Linked DNA regions of Homo sapiens: region 1 is linked to region 2. A link is a loop called in an ENCODE intact Hi-C map of the cell type or tissue named here. Cell type or tissue: IMR-90. All regions are shown on one strand. Each heading gives the region's core, and the rest is flanking DNA. Links, peaks and the distances in the headings are about the cores only.

Region 1 (5,477 bases), core at 921-4,920, 1.0 Mb before region 2:
TCTTTTGTTTTGTTTTCGGTTAGGAATTCCCACAAAACAAAATTCTTATTAGTAACAAAAAGTTTAAAAAGTTGGTTTCCAAAACAAACTTGACAGGGAAGGAAAGCACCTATGAGAGGAAGGAACCACCCAAGTGATTCTTCTACAAAATAGAAGATGAGCTGCAAACTTAGGCACAGCCACCTGAAATGAATTTGCTGAAAACACAGCAGGAGACTTGCAGCAAACTTTCAGGTGGGATTTGCCACACTTGTCTCGCTCTTTGGGGTAAGGAGGAGAGCCCGAGCAGAGGGAGAATGTGAGGTGACAAGTTCCAGCTAACATCTCTGCATCTAATGTAATTCTGAAAGTTCTAAAGCGCGAACTAGTTGTATCCTAAAAGAGTGAGGCAAATCTGAGTGGTAACCAACATCCACCAGAATGGAAAATGCAGGCACAAACTAGTGCAAAGCAGGGCAAAGACCCAGGAAAGTAATTGGTAGTCACTGTTCCCATAGCCACCCTAAAACGAGAAGATCAGAGAGAATGAACAAGAAACGTAGAAAATCAGCTCAGAGATCTGGATTTTCACCCCAATGATGCCAGAAACCAGGATGGGACCTGAACAAGTTATTCACCCATCTGAAGTTTCATTTCCGTTTTCTGCAAAGTGAAGGGGCCAGGTTGAATGTCCCCTGAGGTCCCTTTTATCTCTAACAGTTCTGTGAATAAATATGTAGTTGGCACATTATAGTCAAGAGGTTAAGCTGAGTAAACAAGAAAGTCCAGGTTCAGCCATCAAAGTTCCACGGCCGCCTATCCTGCTATTCATGTGGGTTCAGGACAGGGCCCTCTTCTCAGGCCAAGCTGGCAGATTCCTAGTTCCATTCCCCTGAAGATGTGAGAGAGGATGGGATTGTCTAATGAACTCACTACAGTCCAACTGAGGCAAGATTTCTACATCAGGGTCCATCAGGATGTCCATCTTGCACCCTTGGCAATTGCAGCCTTGCAAAGCATAGCCACGAGCCACCTTCTCTTCCCACAATCTCTCCTCTCTTCCCTGCATCCCCAGTCAACAAAGGAGAGAGTCACAGAGAAGGGTGAGGGTGGGACAGGGTAAGAAACTCCAGCCCCAGCTCTAAAACCTTTACAGAAAGCCTTTGTTTGAATGCTAAACGTTTGTTTGTTTGAAGTGATTCAGATCCCGTGAGATCTTCTCAATTCTATTTCACTTTCACATGGCGGGCTTCACCTCTCACTCTACCTTTCATGACCACCTCACAGCCTTAAAAGCATTCTCTCAAACTTGATGAGAATAAAAAAATTTAAAACAATTATCTCCCTGCCCCAGCCCAGTGTCAAAACAGCATCATTCTAAAGGGAGAGTGAAGGGGACCCAGAGAGGTTATTTATTTTTGTCCTGTAAATAGAATTATAGGTTGAATAGAGCCTCTACATCAGCCAGGGGTCTTCAAACTCTTTTTAAAAGCAGGGGAACCTTCTGTCGAATGGAGTTGTGTGCAGGTACAGGGACCTCAGGCAGGTCCTGTCCCTCTTGGGTGGGTTAGTAATGTCCCTCAGCTGACTGCTGGGTCAGTCTGCAAGAACACGCTCCAGGGAGGTCTTAGAGAAAAACAAAACCCAATAACATTATGTTGTCCTTGGAGAATGCCACACGACAGCTGCCACGAGTAACAGCAGCTATCATTTATTGCCTGTTTGCCAAGTGCCAGACCCTGCACTAAGTACTTGTTTGCATTTGCTGCTTTCATTGGGCCACTGTCACCTTGTGGGATGGGAATGGTCATCTTCATTCTGTGAAGGGGGAAAGTGAAGGTCAGAAAGGTAAAGGAATTTATCTGACATCACACAGCTAGCAACTGGCACCGCTGGGAGGTGCTCTTATTAGATACTATACTAGAAGCACTTGCTTCCCATCAAGAATATCTAACTATAGTAACTCATAATAGCTAATGTTTTGGGGAGTGGTTATGATGTGCCAAGGACTCTGAACTGGGGGGTTTCATAAAGATTGTCTCTTTTTTTGTCCTTCCAAAAACCTTATCAAGCAAATTGTAGTTGTAATCCCATTTTTGAGCTAAGAACACTGAGGCTCAGAGGCCTCCAAAGGAGGAAGTGGTAGGAATAGAGTCTGAATTGCTCCAAGGCCTCAGCTCTCACCAGCATGGGGCAGTCACCTGCCTGGCTGGGAAGCAGGTGGAGAGCCTACAGCCCCAGGCTTGGGAGGGGACACGGGAGCCCCAGGTGCTGTGTGGGCCACAGCCCTCTAGAAGCTGGGCTGAGTCACAGGCATCACAAACAGTGGCTTCCCATGTTGGCCTCCCCACTGCCCCCACCACCCCCAGCAGCAAACCTGTAGGCAGGAGTGGGGAAATGCCAGCCTGGGGAATGCAGTGCCCTGGGGATCTATCAGGGAGGACGAGGGAAAGCCTCCCCCTTCTCTCAGAGGTTTTGCTCAGGATCCCCAGGAAAATTCTTTCAGTCATTCTGGCTGGCAATTGTTTTCAAAGGCCTACCCCAGAGACTGGAGAGGAGAAAGTGCCTGTCTCAGAATGGCCACCCTGGCTTGTCCATTACCATACAGAAAAACAGCCCAGACTCCACATTCGCCTCTAACCCACACATTTCCCTCTTGACGCCCAATTCCCATCAGTCTCTGACCCAGGAGCCTGGGGTGGGGAGCTGGGGTGGGGGCAACGGCAGACCCTTTCAGGGCCGGAGAGGCCCCCTGACTGGCAGGCACTGATTTTTTAATTTAAAAAGCAAAGTAAACAGCAATATAAAAGGGCCCATATAAGAACTCAGTGTGTAAGTGGGACCTGCCTCAGGCAAATTTTTCTAATTTTCCTGAAAACAAGCATTTTTACCCTTTGGCCCAAAGCCATTGCCTTTGCCATTGGACTTGGCCCCTGCCCCACCCCCTCTCCTGAGCCACCCTTCTGTGTTTGAGAAGCTGCCCCTGGCAGAAAAGAGAATGACCTCCTGCGTTTTAGTCAGACACTTCATACGGGCTGGTGAAGGTTTTTTGAGGTTGCTCACGCTCCCAGCCAAGGAGTCTGTGGAAATCCTTCAAAAAGTACAAGGCAGCCTTATGAATGGGGAGTGAGGAGCTTAATGACAGACGCAAGGACCCTCAACTACATCTGAAGGAGGAGAAAGAATTATGATGACCGAATCCTGTAGAATTCTGCTGAGGTTTACTTTTACTTTATGCGAGGGCTAATTAAGCTGGATTTATAAATAGGTTATTTATTTTTGTCTTGTAAATAGAATTATAGATTGAATAGAGCCTCTACCTCGGCCAAGGGTCTTCAAACTCTTTTTTAAAGCAGGGGAACCTTCTGTTGAATGGAGCTGTGTGCAGAACCACAGCATAAAAATGGAAGCAAAAGTTCTCTGGTCAGGTTGGAAAGGAAGGCCTGGGGTCCTGCTCAGGCCTGGAGGGCACCCATTTCCAGCGGCCATCTGTCCCCCTGCCCCAGTCCCTGATGTGTTCTGTGGAACCTCAGGGTTCCAAGGGACAGAGTCTGAAAGACATTGCTCTAAATGAATCTGTGCTGCATGGAATGTATTTTCCAGTCGCTGCCTCCAGGATTACTGAACATGGAGGGGGCGCTGTGGTCTCAAATCCCAGGTGCATTAGCATTTCCGTTTTCATGTAGGTTGACACAGTGTTCCCTTGTACTAGAAAATGCCAGTGGGTGTTAGCAAAGGCCCTTTACACGCAGAACAATGAGCCCAGAGCGAGGCGCAAGCTTCAAAGCCGTCTCTTCACTGGAAAGGGTGACGCGGCGCAAGATTTACCCCTGAACCTCTCTGGGAGTGTGAGCTTCATGGGCCTCAGTAGGTAGGTGTTTGGGTCGGCTCTTTTCAGTTCCGAAATGAAAATATCCTATGGGCTTATCGGAAGCCTCAGGTCTGACATTTAGAGGTGTGTCTTCCTTCCCAAACTGAAAACACACATTTCCTCTCCTTCTCCTAAGAGACTGAGGAATCCCGAGATGTCAGCCAAGCGCAGAATAGCCAGGTGCTCGAGGCGCTGCTGACAGGCTGCTGTGAGGGTCAGGGCTCTGCACTCTCAGGGGGGCTCCGGGTCCGGAGGAGAGCACCCACATGTCAGGCTTCACTTGTCCAGGCCATGCCCATGGCACCCCGCCTACAGGATCTGACGCCTGGCTTTTTCAGAGACTCCCTCTGTCATCTCTCAGAAGCAGGCAGGACAGATGGAGACCCACTACACAGATGTGGACAACAAGGTATTAGGAAGTGAAAGGCCAGACAAAATCCCCCATGGGGGTCAACCTCTCTCTGTGGGCTCAATGTGCTCCCACAGCCTGCTCTGAAGGCCCTTTTGTCTTAGAAGGATTTTCCATCCTAAGTAACTACAGGATTCTTCTCTCTCCTAACAAGATTTATGGAAAGAGTTTCTGTTTTCTCATATACTTTCTAAGTACACAGGAAAAAAAAAAAAACTCCTGACTAAATGATGATAGGCAGAAAAGAAACAAGACACAAAGTGAAGACGGGCACAGAAATCTATCACCTTGTTCCTGGTCAGGGGCCACCTTCTCTTCCCCACTGAGTAAATGGTAGAGCCACGTGATCAAAATCATCCCGCTTTTTCCCCATTCTGGGGAAAGCCCTTGGGTTTCTCTTGATGTTATAACATAATACAAACAAAACAAAGGCAAAACACAGAATTTACAGAATGTCAGTTTCTCACAGCAGCTGACTGAGGGCTTCTAGAGTCAGTGGGAATTGCAGGATGCCCAGGATGGGTATGAGGGATGCAGACAAGACATCGGGAGCCAGGGTTCCAGCTGCAACCTTGCCCCTGATTGGCTCATTGTGTGGCTGTAGGAGGAGACGGTGGAGAAGAAAAAGACTTTACCAGGCTGTCTGCAGACACCCTTGTCCTAGAGGCCCTGGAGTGGGACAGCTGGGTGGCTCCTCGGAAGACTCCACAACCCCTTGGTAAGAGTCATGACCCTAAAGAAAAACAAGGTGAATGGAATCCTCAGTGCTGGGATAGGGGAGGAGCCTCTGCTGCTGGAGCTGGTGAAGAGCCTCTCTCAGGGCTTTCTGGGGTTTACTGAGAATCAAAGGCATCCTCTGGAATCCTACAGAAAACCAGCCCTAAGGTTGACATTGTCCTATACATTTATTTTCCACACTTTTCCTACCTGGAACTTGCTCATACCCCATAAAGGCGAAAGGTACCATCCCAGAATTTAGTTATCTGTCCATCTCAATCCCCTCTTACTCCCAACCAAATTATCTGTTTTCACACCCACATAAATCCCATCTTACCTCCAAGGCTAACAGCTTTGCCATTCGCTGGTCAAAGTGGTTACAAACAGAATAATAATATCTAATGCTACTAACATGTACCAGTGTCTGGCATTCTACTTTTTTTTTTTTTTTTTTTTTTTTTTTTTTTTTTTTTTTTGAGACTGAGTCTTGCTCTGTCACCC
Region 2 (5,477 bases), core at 969-4,968:
ATGATTGATATGATGGAGCTGTCCTTTAGGGGAAGGAGCTTTTCAGGATGAAGAGACTGGAGGCTGCAAGACCAGTCAGAAGGGCTTGGCAAGGAGGAAGGAGAGAACAACATGGAGAGGAAGACACTTAAGGAGAAATGCAAATTGACAAGTACCAAAATGTTAAACATGCATGACATTTGACCAGTATTGTTATTTTTTATTTTTTTTTTTTTTTTTTTGAGAGAGACTCTCACTATTGCCCAGGCTGGAGTGCAGTGTCATGATCTCAGATTTCTGCAACCTCCAACTCCTGGGTTCAAGGGATCCTCATGCCTCAGCTTCCCAAGTAGCTGGGATTACTGGCGTGCACCACAACGCCCGGCTAATTTTTGTATTTTTAGTAGAGATAGGGTTTCACCACGATGGTCAGGCTGGTCTTGAACTCCAGACCTCAAGTGATCCACCCACCTTAGCCTCCCAAAGTGCTGAGATTACAGGCGCAAGCCACTGCACCCGGCCCATTTGAACAGTATTATTACTTGGAGGAGAACAGTGGAGAAGGGGTATATATAGGAGGTATTTGATATACACAGAAGAGTGATCACTGGAGCATTGTTTATTACAGAAAAAACTGAGAAAAAAACCCAAAAAGATCCATCAATAAGAAATGGATTAAACTGTGATACATCCATACAGTGGAATGCTCTTCAGTGATTAAAAAGGATGATATATATCTACATTCATTGGCCTGAAAGAAGTACACAATTTATTGTTGAGTAAAAACGACAGGCTGTGAAACAGCATTTGTTGTTTAGCCCCATTTATCAAAATGATACCCTGAAAATATCATTCATGTATATACATGTAGGGAGACCCTTGAAATTATGTTCATCAAAACATGGATGACAGTTTTCGTTAGGTGATACGATGTGGTAGCAGGTTGTTTATTTGTTTGTTTGGGGATGGGGGGGGTGATTTCTCTTTAGATCTTTTCTGGATAGCATGAATTTTCTTCCATAAGCTTGTAATATCTTAAACATAAGACAATGCAAATTTTCAAAAAGAAGTCGAACAGTTATTGAGTTCTTGCAAGGCAAACAGCCCCGAGTCTAGAGTGTGAATAGTTGTTAATCTGCATTAGCTGACCTCTCTAAATCAGTAATTTGGCCTTTGAGCCTCTCTCCAAAGAGGGTAAGGGAATTTTAGTCTGGCATAAGGACGAAGGAACTTAAGGGATCATGCTCAGACAGTCTGGTAATTTTCTGCCCTCTTCCAGGGTCTTCCTGAGAGCTATCAACAAGTTTGCAGAAACCATGAACCAGAAGTTCCTAGAACACACGAACTTTGAGTTCCAGGTGAGTATAAGCCACCAGAGCTACCCTTGGAGCTGCCCAGGGCGTCTCTGACATTCTGGGCTGATTGCTCCATCAGACACATCCCAAAGGCCACAGAAGCTGTCCCAGTCTCTCCAGGGATTCCCACGGGGGGTTATGGCTGGGGAGAAAATTCTCAGGCTTTCAACCAGGGCCTTGATTAAATAGTCATCAACTGATCATCATATGCAAATGTGACGGTATAATGGCCTCTTATATTAACAAGGAGATTTGCATTCATTCATTGTCAGAGTCTGTACCACCTTTTAAAAATGTATCACCTTTTTTTTACTTTTCTATTCTCTGGAACCAAAAGGGCAGCCAGTCATTGACAATGAAAAATGATTTACAATCAAATTCTCCAGTACAACTTTGTGGTTTCCTGATTCCTTTGAAAGTCATTTTTAGTGCTCAGCCAATAACTGGGACCTCTAAGAGATTCAGGGTCCTAAAAGTATGTGCCTGGGGCAAACAGAATGACACACCTGCCCCAGGTCCAGGCCCAAGAAGCACAAACTCTGTGGGAAAGTCCAGATTGCTTCCTCTGCCTGGAGATGTGCGAGGGAAGGCCCCCCACAAAAGGATCCCCTCCAGGGAAGTCTCCGATCCCTAGCATCTATCTCTTCCAGTGGGGGCTTAGGGGGTAGTAGGCACTGAGCTCATGAACTGGAATGATGGTGTTTTTTCCTTGCTGTAGGGGTGGGATGCCCCTCCACACCTGTGGGTGTTTCTCGTAAGGTGGGACGAGAGATTTGGAAAAGAAAGAGACACAGAGACAAAGTATAGAGAAAGAAATAAGGGGACCCGGGGAACCAGTGTTCAGCATATGGAGGATCCCGCCAGCCTCTGAGTTCCCTTAGTATTTATTCATCATTTGTGGGTGTTTCTCGAAGAGGGGGATGTGTCAGGGTCACAAGACAATTGTGGGGAGAGGGTCAGCAGACCAACACGTGAACAAAGGTCTTTGCATCATAGACAATGTAAAGGATTAAGTGCTGTGCTTTTAGATATGCATACACATAGACATCTCAATGCTTTACAAAGCAGTATTGCTGCCCGCAGGTCCCACCTCCAGCCCTAAGGCGGTTTTTCCCTATCTCAGTAGATGGAGCATACAATCGGGTTTTATACCGAGACATTCCATTGCCCAGGGACAGGCAGGAGACAGATGCCTTCCTCTTGTCTCAACTGCAAGAGACATTCCTTCCTCTTTTACTAATCCTCCTCAGCACAGACCCTTTATGGGTGTCGGGCTGGGGGACGGTCAGGTCTTTCCCTTCCCACGAGGCCATATTTCAGACTATCACATGGGGAGAAACCTTGGACAATACCTGGCTTTCCTAGGCAGAGGTCCCTGCGGCCTTCCGCAGTTTTTGTGTCCCTGGGTACTTGAGATTAGGGAGTGGTGATGACTCTTAAGGAGCATGCTGCCTTCAAGCATCTGTTTAACAAAGTACATCTTGCACCGCCCTTAATCCATTCAACTCTGAGTTGTCACAGCACATGTTTCAGAGAGCACGGGGTTGGGGGTAAGGTCACAGAATCTCAAGGCAGAAGAATTTTTCTTAGTACATAACAAAATGGAGTCTCCTATGTCTACTTCTTTCTACACAGACACAGTAACAATCTGATCTCTCTTGCTTTTCCCCACACTTGCTCATCTAAGTTGTTCAGTTCCTCTCTGGGCTTTCGCCTCTCAGAAGCTGAGCAACTTCAGGCAAGGCCTGGACTGTATCCGTGCCTCAAGTGAGTCATCTGTAAAATGCAACAACTACCCTTTCTACTTCATAGGGTTTTTCCAGAACTGGAATGTGACGAAGGGCTTGCTGGAAGAATCCACTTGTAAGGTCCCATAAGTTTCTGTTCAAATACTTCCTCCTTAAAGAGGCCTCCCCTCCTGACTCCTCCCTGAGGATCACCCCCACTCACTCCACAGTCATTATGCAAAACCATGTGGCTTCCTGGAGTCTCTTCATAGCACTAAATATCATTAGAACTCATCTTTCTTGTCTACCTGCGTATTTTCTCTTTCCTCCCATAGAACTTAAGCCTCGTGAGTATAAAGACCTTGAACACACAACAACTCTATGCTCTGTACCTGGCACATAGTAGGTCTCCTTGAGGAGGTGACGTCTGGGCTGAGGCCTGTGAGATTCACCCTTCTGAGAGCACCAGCCTATGAGTAGATGAGTATTTGCTGAGAGGATGAACAGGATCTTTGAACAAGAGTCTCTTGAACTACCTTGCATTCAAATCAGGCAACTGAGTGACAATGAGAGCGATAATAAAATGCGTAGCTGCCATTTTCTGATGGTTAATAATACATGCCAGATCTCACGAGAAGCACTTTAAGGGCATTATCTTTTGCAGTCTTTACAGCCACCCTACAAGTTGGCCACTATTACTAATATTTTTTCTGCTCTAAGGAGGCAGGAAGTAAGACTCAGAGATAATAAGGAGATAGCATGGTGTCACCGAGCACATCAATGCAAAGTTGGGACCAGAACACAGTGGTGGCTGACACCAAAGCCCACCCAGATGACTACAGCCACGTGCCTGATATAGACTTTCACCCTTGCAGTGGGTTGACTGCCTGACAGGGTCTGGGTGAGAGTTTCTCCTGGCATTATAAATCTTCGACACGGGAACAAAGCATATCTCTTTAGCTGGTTTGAATCAGGAGAGATGTTTGATTCCCTTCCAAATGTGGCTGAGAGGCCTGCAGGCTCTGGTCATGGGTATGTTTAGGGAAGTTTCTGCTTTTTGGGAGGGGCAACTTGGAACACCATACCTAGGGGCCAGAGGTGACAGGGTTTGGTCCATATAACTGCGAGCTAGTTTGTTCATCTCTTTCCGTGGGTATCGGCTATTGCAGCCTCAAACTTGCTTTCCTGACTTCACTATTTTCCATGCTCTTAGATGGATATTTTCCAAGAGAAGCTCAACTTCAGTCCTTCAGGGCATTCCTTTAGGTTTATATCCTGTTTTCCTGAAAGAAAATCTGTATTTGAGAGATGCTCAGAGATTGAGGGTTTCATACATGAGAAGTACGGGCTTGCAAGCTGAGTGACTTTAGACAAATTACTTCATCTCTATGTGCCTCAGTTTCCTCAACATTAAATCAGGATACTAATAGCAGCTATATCATTGGATTGTTGTGAGGATTAAGTGAATTCACGTAAAGCATTTAGAACAGTGCTGGGGACATAGCAGCCATTTAGTAAGTGTTAGCTCATTATAATAATAGTAATTTTATTATTTGGATAATGATTATGATGATCATGCCCCTAAATGTGTCAGGGCTGGGAATGCATGTCAGTCCTTGATAAACAGGACAGGAGGCCTCTTTCTGGTCACCACAACATTGCCTGGGGCTGTCACACCCACAAGATTCTGTAAAACAGAAGAGTGGCCAACATTACAAAATAAAGTAAGTCTCTTTTCCTAATGAGGCTTCCATAGCTATTTATTGAAAAGTACCCAAGAACAGGATCATTTTCCAACCTTATCTTTGTTCTCCTACCTCTTCCTCCCCCTGTGTAAGAATGGATTTGTTCTCTGTACCCTGCCTGGAACACGCCTTGTCTCCTTCTTACGGGCTCATTAATTATGCATTTAATATCAGCAGGAACAGCATCCATCACTGACTGCTGCCTGTCTTGGCAGCCACTGACCAGAGGAGCAGCAGGTGCAATGAGATTATCCCTAATATCTTTCCCAGAACTGTGGTTTTGTGATTCAAAGGGCAGAAAGTAAGAAGCTTGGTGACTGCCACTCTGTAGGTGACAAGAACTGGGAATTATAAAAATGGTGTTTTCTGGTTGCGGCTAAGATCACTTGCATTCCAGGCCCTATTCAGGATGCTGGTCCTTGGTGTCTGCATCAGTTCATGTGGTCAGGGAAGACCAAGAGAGGATTTCAAATTCAAATCAGCAGGTATTTTTGTTTAAGAGCAATTCTTATGGGCCCAGACTATTGCAACATGCTTCAAGGAACTCAGAAGCAAAGAACACTGCCCTACCCTCAAGGATCTTGGAATCTTGATAGAAGGCTATACAAATCCATCTTCCAGCATCCAGGCTTTTGAAGAGGGTGACTAACTTTATTGGGCATCTACTTAGA

What was found. Peaks named below come from ENCODE experiments on the same cell type or tissue, not always from the same donor. Only the 100,000 strongest peaks of a DNase experiment are listed, where the experiment ranks them.
Region 1: it touches region 2 in a loop (10-fold over the local background); 4 of 110 quality-filtered maps call a loop at or near these places.

The regions. Positions count from the first base shown.
Region 1 is chr5:168,989,212-168,994,688 of GRCh38, forward strand. The region is part of intron 4 of SLIT3 (slit guidance ligand 3); the gene reads right to left. LOC124901130 (a long non-coding RNA gene) reads left to right here and starts at 3,765. Exons shown (of 2, transcript XR_007059042.1): 1 at 3,765-3,850; 2 at 4,864-4,977. In IMR-90, for the core only: no CTCF peak of the experiment used is centred there; no DNase peak of the experiment used is centred there.
Region 2 is chr5:169,994,828-170,000,304 of GRCh38, forward strand. DOCK2 (dedicator of cytokinesis 2) reads left to right here. Exons shown (of 52, transcript NM_004946.3): 30 at 1,259-1,337. Among named protein-coding and RNA genes, the nearest start is that of INSYN2B, 17 kb to the left of the region's middle. In IMR-90, for the core only: no CTCF peak of the experiment used is centred there; no DNase peak of the experiment used is centred there.